2 separate regions of the Homo sapiens genome follow, and region 1 is linked to region 2. The links are chromatin contacts, found by Hi-C or POLR2A ChIA-PET in ENCODE. All regions are on one chromosome and are shown on one strand. The core of a region is the stretch at or near the end of the contact, and the rest is flanking DNA. Distances in the headings are between cores, read along the strand shown. Region 1 overlaps ETS1 (ETS proto-oncogene 1, transcription factor). Region 2 overlaps LOC124902787 (a long non-coding RNA gene).

The links. A loop is a pair of places that touch in the nucleus more often than their neighbours do. ChIA-PET counts read pairs that join two places held with the same protein, here RNA polymerase II (POLR2A). Pooled maps may share reads with other maps.
Region 1: a loop to region 2 is called in a map of GM12878, with 10 times the contacts of the local background. The contact joins two enhancer-like sites. A Hi-C loop is called at or near these places in 2 of 168 maps with a recorded cell type or tissue (GM12878 and right cardiac atrium), 7 of 37 single-sample maps with no recorded cell type and 11 of 50 pooled maps. POLR2A ChIA-PET finds 5 or more read pairs at or near these places in 5 of 52 experiments (CD4-positive, alpha-beta T cell, GM12878, activated CD4-positive, alpha-beta T cell and 2 more).

What each region holds. Positions count from the first base shown.
Region 1 is chr11:128,549,635-128,554,391 of GRCh38, forward strand. All of the region lies in intron 3 of ETS1 (ETS proto-oncogene 1, transcription factor), which reads right to left. Among named protein-coding and RNA genes, the nearest start is that of ETS1-AS1, 26 kb to the left of the region's middle. RefSeq lists enhancers at 1,375-1,916, 2,798-2,867, 2,980-3,069, 3,280-3,539, 3,550-3,659 and a cis regulatory region at 3,271-3,771. Within about 2 kb of position 3,502, at least 12 of the 41 ENCODE cell types and tissues checked have a DNase peak (open chromatin) inside an H3K27ac peak, as active enhancers do; they include CD4-positive, alpha-beta T cell, where a contact is called at or near this core.
Region 2 is chr11:128,317,585-128,322,081 of GRCh38, forward strand. The region is part of intron 1 of LOC124902787 (a long non-coding RNA gene); the gene reads right to left. Among named protein-coding and RNA genes, the nearest start is that of LINC02098, 110 kb to the left of the region's middle. Within about 2 kb of position 1,472, at least 4 of the 41 ENCODE cell types and tissues checked have a DNase peak (open chromatin) inside an H3K27ac peak, as active enhancers do; they include CD4-positive, alpha-beta T cell, where a contact is called at or near this core.

The DNA of each region.
Region 1 (4,757 bases), core at 2,252-4,751, 230 kb after region 2:
ACTGTCACTCCACGAACCCAGCCCAGAGGCTTCGGTTTGTCTGTCTTGGTTTCCTTCCTTCCCGGGGACCTAAAGGGGTGATTTACATTTGTAAAGGCCTTTCCAAGCCCTCCTTCCTCGGGGCTGTTGGGGTCACTCCTGAGAGCATGGGGTCTCTGGTCTCTAACCTGGGTGTGCAGCTCTTTCTGGCCCTCACCAGGCTGGCCTCTCCTTTGGCTGGTGAAATGAGGCACAGTGGGCAGATGCTAGCACATTAGCCTTGAGCAAGATAAGAGTGGGCAGGACTCAGATGTGAGTGGGCATCTGGTTTCTTCGATTCACCTAAATCCACACTCACACCATGGCGAAAGGAAAAAGAAGAAAAGCAGCGTTTATTTATTGGTCCCCTGCGATAGGCCACGACCTTTTAACTATACTACCCTCATGCAGTGGACACAAGAACTCTTTGGAAAGAGTGTATTTCACCTGTGAAAGGTGAGGGTTGGGAAGCTCAGTGGACTTAGCCAAGGCCGAAGGCCTGTACCGGGATGTGCTGCTGGGGTCTTGAGGCATAGGCTGGCTCTTCCCACAACACCAGGCCAAACCCTCTGCTTAGACTTAACACTCTTCAATTATACTCAAAATGTATACCAAAAGACCTTGTAATCTGAATATGAAATAGTACCAGCTCAAAAGCTACCAAGGCAGCAGGAGGTGGGAGGAAAAAGAAAGAGGCCATGTAGGAAGCAGGAGCAACTTCAGTCCACAGCTGATCAGAGGCATGCCCTCCACTTATGGAGAATAGGGTCAGGCATTTGCAGAATCTCAGTATCAGATGAGCAAACTGACAGAGCGAGTGTGCGGGAGATATTAGGCATGTGGACTCTCCCTAGCGGACTGCTTGGGCTAGGCTGGCCTTGCTTTCCTTCCTCTTTCCCTGGCCCTCTCAGAGATGGGATGGGGATATATGGCAAGGCTGTTCCTGCATCAGGCTTCTCTCAGTACTCTCCCCTGGGAGTAGCTTGTCAGGGCAGCTAGGCCCCAACCTCGGCCTTCTGTGAAAGGCTGGAACCTCAGGTAGGGTTACAGCTTGCTCCTCCCAAACAGCACAGCCATCCAGGCAGAATCCAAAAAGGTCCATGTTTCCCCATCTCCCTTAATGTTTGGACTTTATTTAAAGACAGGAGTTTAATTCCCTAGTCTTGTCCTAGAAAATAGTTGGGCATTAGCATAGACAGTTCCTCACTGAGCTAGAAAATTGAAAGAATAAAATAAAATAAAGAGACTGGAGTGGCCCAGTTGTGTTTCTAATTCACTTTGCCTGGACTCCCTGTAAGTCTTCTCTAAGAAGAACCGTCCAGCCTTTTCTCAGGGACAGCATTAGTCCAATATTGTAATCGTCCAATGTTACAACATCCCTAAAGCACACACACTCTCAGGACCGTTCTGTTCTGAAGAACAAAGAACCTGACACACACCCTTTAGAAAAGAAAAGCACACCCTGAATGAGGAAAGAAGAGAGGGGTGCAGCAGATGATAGTCTGAAACACCATTCTGTAAAACCACAGACCTGCCATAAGAATAAACATTTCAGAGCAAGGTGAGTCTCCATTTAACAAGTCTCTCTGGCACTCCCTCAGCGCTCTCAACACTTAAAAGCCAAATTGGAGGCATCTGTGCTTCCTGCTGAGACATCCCACCTGGTTGTGGATAGCCCTTTCCAAACACTGGCCCAGGTTTGATCTCTCCCAGCCGCTAGGCCATATGAGAAAGCCCCAGGAGGGACTATGAACTCGGAATCTCAGCGTATCTCCCACTTGAACTTCCAAAGTTTATTTGGGAAAGACATTCTTTAGTTCCACCATTTTGTTAGTAAATTTGTTTTAGAGATTTTAGTGAGATCCAAAGCCACACATTAATACTGCCAAACTTTATGTCATAAATAAGTGTAATATTTCACATGGAAACCATTTGCTCTAGCATGTAAATGTACACCCACACACACACTTGCATAGAAGTTGTTTTAAAGGAGAACTGAGGCTTCCCCTTTTCCATGTATTTTCTCAGTATCCCGGGCATGGCACTGGTCACCAAACGTGTTCAACCAATCAGTGGGTCACTCTCTGACTCAATGAAACCCAGTTTGGACTCCCAAAATGCACTTTGGGTCAATGAGTCATAATAGCAAATATTCATATCAGGCTTGCTAAGTGACGGCACTGTTTTATGCTTTACACATACTAACTTAGTGGTTCTCAAAGTGTGATCTCTAGACCAGCAGCATCAGCAGCACCTGAGAACTTGTTAGAAATGCAAATTTTTGAGCCTTAGCCTAGAATCACTGAATCAGAAACCCTGGGGGTAGAACTCCATAACCAGTGTCTTAACAAACCCTAAAGTGATTCTCATGTACCCTGGGAGTTTCTGCTTCGATAAGTCTGGGGTACGGCTCGAGATTTTGCATTTCTAACAAGTTCTCAGATGATAGTGATGCTGCTGGTCTGGGGACCATGCTTGGAGAATCATTGGTATAGATCCGGAAACTGGGTTACAAGATTAAGTTGTCTAAGGTCACACAGTTATAACGGAAGAGCTGATGCAAACACAAGCAACCTGGGTCCAGCGTCTGGGTTCTTTCCTACTACACTAAATAGATGTCCTTTCTCATGAAGAATGGGAAGTGGCAGATAGGCTGTGAATGTGGTTGAGTGAAGGTTTTACTGTGTTCAGTGACCAAAGACATAGCAAACTGCATTCTACAAGAAAAAGTATTGTCTTGTTTCTCAAATCAATCAAAGACCATGGTAATAAGACTATAGGTTCCTCCTCATGAAGGTAAGTTGTGTTTCCTATGTTCTCTAGCTCCAGGCTGCTTCCCAGCTCTAAGCAAGTATTTTGCAAAAGTGTACTTTGCTCACAACATCACATCCATAAGTTTGGCTGATTTCAGACAAATCCATCCTTGAAATGAAAAATAATTTGATACTATAACACTTTGGAAGAGTGCTAAGTAAGCATCGTATTTTCTGATATGAACTATGACCATTCATGAGCATCATAAGGGTGAAGTTGAAATCAAATATGGACCGCTGGCATTGATGGGATGGACGAGGTCTTGTGTCCTGTGTGCTCAGCTGGGTCTCTGATGTCGGTTTTGGAAAACAGGCAGTGTCTGACTTCAGCTAGGTCTAGGCACCACTCTGAGGCTCGCTACCGTTACCCTGTGTATCCAACAGGACTGTGGGTAGGAACCAGTCATGACAGTTAATGACGGTAAAACGTCAGTGAGCTCTTAGAGACAGGAGCAAGAAACTGAAACGTAAAAATGATTCTTGTTATGGTGGTTGGAGAGAAAGGGCTGAGGTTGAGGGACAGAATAGAGGAAGGGAGCAGAGAGGAGGCAGGGTCAGTGGCTCCACTCCAGTCAGACTATAAACAGCAACAGACATTTCAGCCGTGTCTTGTGTAAGAGGCTCCATTGATTCACAAGGTTCCCTAACAGAAGGATGACGAGAAGCTGAGACAGAAAGGGCCCATTCATTCATGCAGAACACCAGCACTCAGCCCCATTGGCTCTCGCTAATGGCTCCAGGCTGATAGGGAGGAGGGGGAAGAGGCGGACGGTAGGAGGAGGTAGAAATGAAAGAAAATGATGACTACAAGATTGTTGTGAAGAAATGTACAGCTGCACAGGCAATTGCATGCAAATGTGGCTTCCCTTTTTAGCTGTATAGCTAATGTCCTCAGATTCATCTATTTTTCTCTTTCATGTTATCTTCCCCTCCTGTTCTTGCCTTGTCTTTTTCTGGGCTCCCCACTTTTTTTCCCTTTCCCATTCATCTTTCATCTTCCTTTCCCATTATTCCCTACCATGCTACTAATATCCACCTTTATTTTCTGTCCATTTTCACACATCTCTTCTTTCTTCCACCATACCCGCTTTATCATCTATTTTGTCCAATCGATTCCCGACAGACCTTGGCGCTTTAGTATTCTCTCCCACTCACCTGATAAGTCTTTCCCTCATTCATACTTTCTCTCTGCTTGATTCTCTCTTCCCCTTCCCTCCACACTCCCGCCACCCTCCTCCTCCTCCTCCTCAGCCTCTGCCCCTTCGTGAATAGGAACAACATTCTGAAAAGGCTTGCTCATTCCTTGATGGCCCCTCCTGTCAGTGTTCTCTGCACTGACAGATGTGTAGTCCTTGGAAAAGAAGTTCATTCATCCCTTCTGAGAGCATGAACGTGAAGGGGGAGCAGTGGTGGGCAGTAGCCATGAGACGGAGGACGGGAAGGAAACTGAAGTTATAAATAGGATAAAAGAAGATGAAAAAAATGTCGAGTATTTTTTCTCTTTCTTTATATTCAACACATCTCCAAGGAAATGTACCACAGCTGGAGAAATCACTGGTTGGTCTATGTCTTCATCTCCCTTCCCTATAACCCCACAATCCCCGTCCAAACAACACCCATCGCTGAGGAGAGCTGGACCACAGCCCAGAAATAATCCCTCCAACTCCTTCGTCTGGGAAGCTCAAAAGTTAAAGGAGGGGCTAGAAAGGCTCAGGGTTCTTGCCAAACATTTCCATCAGAGGGAGTATAGGACAGTGGGAACTACAACCATCACATTTGTGAAGAGATTGCCCCCAACTGGTAGAGGCCACACCCCGATGGAAGCTGTGTACCATCTCTGAGCTGCAGTTGATGGCAACCCAGGTCATTCTAGGAATGGTTATTATATGCCCCAATCTTCTCAACCTACCAAAAGCTGGGGTGACC
Region 2 (4,497 bases), core at 222-2,721:
CAACAGGCCTACTCCCCTTCTCCCGATGCAAAATGTCTCATACCCAATATTTGATACAGTAAAAATAAAAACATACAAAATTATTCTACATGTATAATTAAACCATTTTTAAAGAGATAGTTTATTGTGTGTCATTATGTGGTTCAATGACTCTTTGCAGTACATAACTAATCCAAAAATTTATTTACAACTTAGAATCTAAAAAAAAATGATAGGCTTATATCTGGTTAAAAAACAATAGCCCATCATGTTTCTCTAATTTTCTTGCCTGCCAAGAAGCTCAGGAAGTGGTACTGCTCAAGCAAGTAGCTCAGTGTTTCCCAAAGGGTGCTCCACAGAGTTCTACTGCACGATGATTTTAAAAACATTTGTTTAATGACATAAATGTGAGAAAATAAATGTACAATTCCATCAGTATATTAACAATTCTAAGAGATCTAATAATAAATGTTTATATTTATGTATTTGTTTATTTTTATTTCAATAGCTTTTGGGGAACAGATGGTTTTTACATGGATAGATTCTTTATTGTTGATTTCTGAGATTTTGGCGCCCCTGTCACCTGAGCAGTGTACACTGTACCCAATGTTAGACTTTTATTCCTCACCCCCTTCCCACCCTTCTCCCTGAGTCCCCAAAGTCCATTATATTATTCTTATGCCTTTGTGTCCTCATAACTTAGCTCCCACTTATAAGTAAGAGTATACAATGTTTGTTTTTTCATTCTTGTATTACTTCACTTAGAATAATGATCTCCAACTCCATCTAGATTGCTGTGGATGCCATTATGTTGTTCCTTTTTATGGCTGAGTAGTATTCCATGGTATACACACACACACACACACACATATGTATTACATTTTCTGTATCCACTCATTTGTTGGTGGGCTGGTTCCATATTTTTGCAATTGCAAATTGTGCTGCTATAAACACAAATGTGCAAGTGTCTTTTTCACATAATGACTTCTTTTCTTCTGGGTAGATACCCAGCAGTGGGATTGCTGGATCAAATGGTAATTCTTCCTTTAGTTCTTTAAGAAATCTTCATACTGTTCGAATTTGTTTTATCCAATCTTTCCTAAACTTATCCGACTGTAGAATTCTGCCTTTGCATAATATCTGCTATTTCAAAGCTCACAAAGTTGGGAAAGGCTGACCTAGGCCGTTGACTGATTTATTTCCCTCTTCCTTCTAAAGGTCCATTTTGTTTTTCTCTACTTCCATGCCTATCTTCCATATATGGATTATAAGGCACAGATAATAAACTGTGAGTGGGGGCAAGTCTGTATGTATATGTAGTAAACACACCACAAAAGGTGTACGTTCTGCTCTGCTTCTTCCCCCGCTCCCCCCTTTAGCTATTGAGCTCAAGCTTGTTCCTGGCAGGACCTGCACATAGCAATATAGCCTTCTAGGGAAAACCCAAAGCCCTTCAGGAAGTGGTATGCGATGATGTACTATAGTAGCTGGTATGTTTCCTTCTGAGTCAGGGCTACCACAAGGGGGTCCCCAGGATTTGACACCTCTCTGAAAAGATGCCAAGATGCTGGTGCCGAGGTCATGACTGCCTCTCCCTTTGTTAAGGGCCCTCTAGGGCTTTTCCCAAGTCACTGAGATTAATAGAATCCAAACCAGATTTCAGCCCAGGCCCTCCCCTCTCTTTGAATTACCGTTGCTTCCTTATTTTTTTCTCTTCTTTTTTTTTTTTTTTTCATTGAGACAGAGTCTCGCTCTGTCACCCAGGCTAGAGTGCAGTGGTGTCATCTCGGCTCACTGCAATCTCCACCTCTCGGGTTCAAGCAATTCTCCTGCCTCAGCCTCTTGAGTAGCTGGGATTACAGGTGTGTGCCACCATGCCTGGCTAATTTTTGTATTTTTAGTAGAGATGGGGTTTCACCATGTTGGTCAGGCTAGTCTCGAACTCCTGACCTCGTGATCCGCCTGCCTTGGCCTCCCAAAGTGCTGGGATCACAGACGTGAGCCACCGTGCCCTGCCTGCTTCCTTGTTTTAATGCTTCCTTGGAGTATCTTCAGTCTCCCGTTTATGGTTTCACATCCTTCTACCATGAAAGGCACACTTCAGTGCTGCATCCAAAGCAGCGTCATAAAGATGTTCCCATGGGTTCATTTCGCATTTGCTCCCAAATCTTCCACATGAGAAGACTAACTTAAAAGGGTTCCTGAAACATACCATATGCCTGGAGCAGTATTAATAATGCCGTTTCACATGTTTAGAGATCTTTAACTCTTCTTCCCTGTGCTGGTCAGTGCACGTCTTCAGAGGCTCAGTTCTATAGGGCTCTGTCAGGCTGATTCTTACAGAAAAATACTCCCATGCTCCTTATATAAGGAATTAACACTACTGTGAAAGAATCCTAGAACCATTGCCATTTAGTTGAAATCTTGCTTCTTTTATGCAAATTAATAATAATATAATTATTAAGAGAGTTCAGAAGTGCTAGCCAGTTTCTCTTTTGTCAGCAGCTGTCTGGAAAGCTTTTACCTAGAGAACAACTTTACATTCTAGAGCTTCTTTTCTCTAGAAGACTCCAGATAATTCTCAAACCATTCTCTTTGAAAGATGGAGAAAACTAGGCCCAGTGGAAGGCAGTGAATCTCCACTGGCTGCTTTCGAACCTGTTCCAGATTCAGTGTACAGAACCTCAGTCCTAGGTCAACTTTCCAACATATGGCACTGCTTCCTGGACACAATCTGTCATTTAAAAAATAATGTTTATAAAACATTGATCTGTGAACCAGAATCTCCTGGAGTGCTTATTTTAAGATTAAATTTTAGTGGAAAAATTGGTGAAATCTGAATAAAGTCTGTAAATAGTAAGTGAATAGTATGCGAAAATTAAGTGAATAGTAATGTTCCACAATTGTGTATGAAATTAACGTTGCGCTTTTGGGTATTTAACCAAGTGAATTGAAAGCAGGGACTTGAACAGATATTTGCAAACCCAGGTTCATAGCTGCATTGTTCACAATAGTCAATAGGTAGAAACAATACACATATCCATCAACACACAAATGAAGAAAGAAAACGTGGTATATACATGCAATTGAATATTATTGAGACTTACAAAGGAATGAAATTCTGACACATGCTGCAATATAAATGAACCTTGAAGACACTACGTTAAGTGAGACAAGCCAGATACAAAAGGGCAAATATTGCATGATTTCATCTATATGAGGTACCTAACAGAGTCAAATCCATAGAGACAGAAAGTAGAATGATGGCTGCCAAGACAGAACGGAGTGTTATCATTCAATGGCTACATAGTTTCCATTTGGGAAGATAAAAGATGGATGATGGTGATGGTTGCCCAGCAATGTGAATGAATATTCTTAATGCCATTGAACTGTACACTTAAAATAATTAAAATAGTAAATGTTATATTATGTATATTTTACCACAATTTTTTAAATTAAAATTAGGGGAAATGGAATGGAGGTGAAGGGTATACTAAATTCACAATACTGTCTGTGTGACTTTCTTTGTAGCTCTAAAATGATTTCCCAAAATAGTTGATTTTTTTTAAGCCACTAATGGAGGACTAGACGTTCACCATAAACAACAACAAGAAAAATATATTTCTGGCCTCCACACTAAACTGTATCAGAATCTCTGGAGTTGGGAGGTGGGCAAGGCACTTTATTTTTAATAAGTTTTAAAATTTAAGAACCACCTTTTCTTCAAGTTATTTCTAATAATTATGTTCTTTCTTCCTACCTCTTTCATCAATAATGGAATGAAATCTGTGTGTGAATTTCCAGGCCACCAATTTTGTAGGTGGATGTTGCTTCATGACTGTGCTCTGGTTAGGCTTCGGGGCTCAGCGAGGACCACTGGGAGTGTATGTAACCCCAGAACTAATGGTGTCGTCAGGCCCCCACCCCTTCCCCAGATCCTCTCTCTGTGGCTCCCACTTTCTTTTCACTTCCACTTCTCTACCTTAGAAAAAAGGCTCCATTCCTGAGAAACTTAGTAACCATGAGTTGATTAGGTCATGCCCAAGCTCATTTCCCTCTCCTTCCTCACCCTCTTTGAATGACCCCTTTCAAAAAGGGTCAGGGTCAGATTTGTAATGGAATACAAGAACAACAAGCAAGAAAATGTGACAAGAGCATTGAGCTTTAAAACCTTATTGTGTCGATGCTACACTCAATAAAAAGGAAAAAACAGTGGTCATGGGCATGTCAGGCTGGGGACTTGGAGGCTAGAAGTGAGTCCTGTTTCCTCCATGAAAGCCACAGCACTTTACTTCTCAGTGACTCAGTTTCCCACTTGTAAAATGGGAGAGGTGGAAGAGAAAGACTCTAAGGGTTTCCCCATCTTTGAAAGAGTGTGATTGAAAAAAATAAGACCATCCTGACCTGAAGTGGCCACTATCCTTAGGAGCAAACTTGCACAATTAGCAGCTCAACGCTCAACATTTCTTTTCTTATCTCTTTTTTTTTTTTCTTTTTTTCTTTGAGACAGGGTTTCAC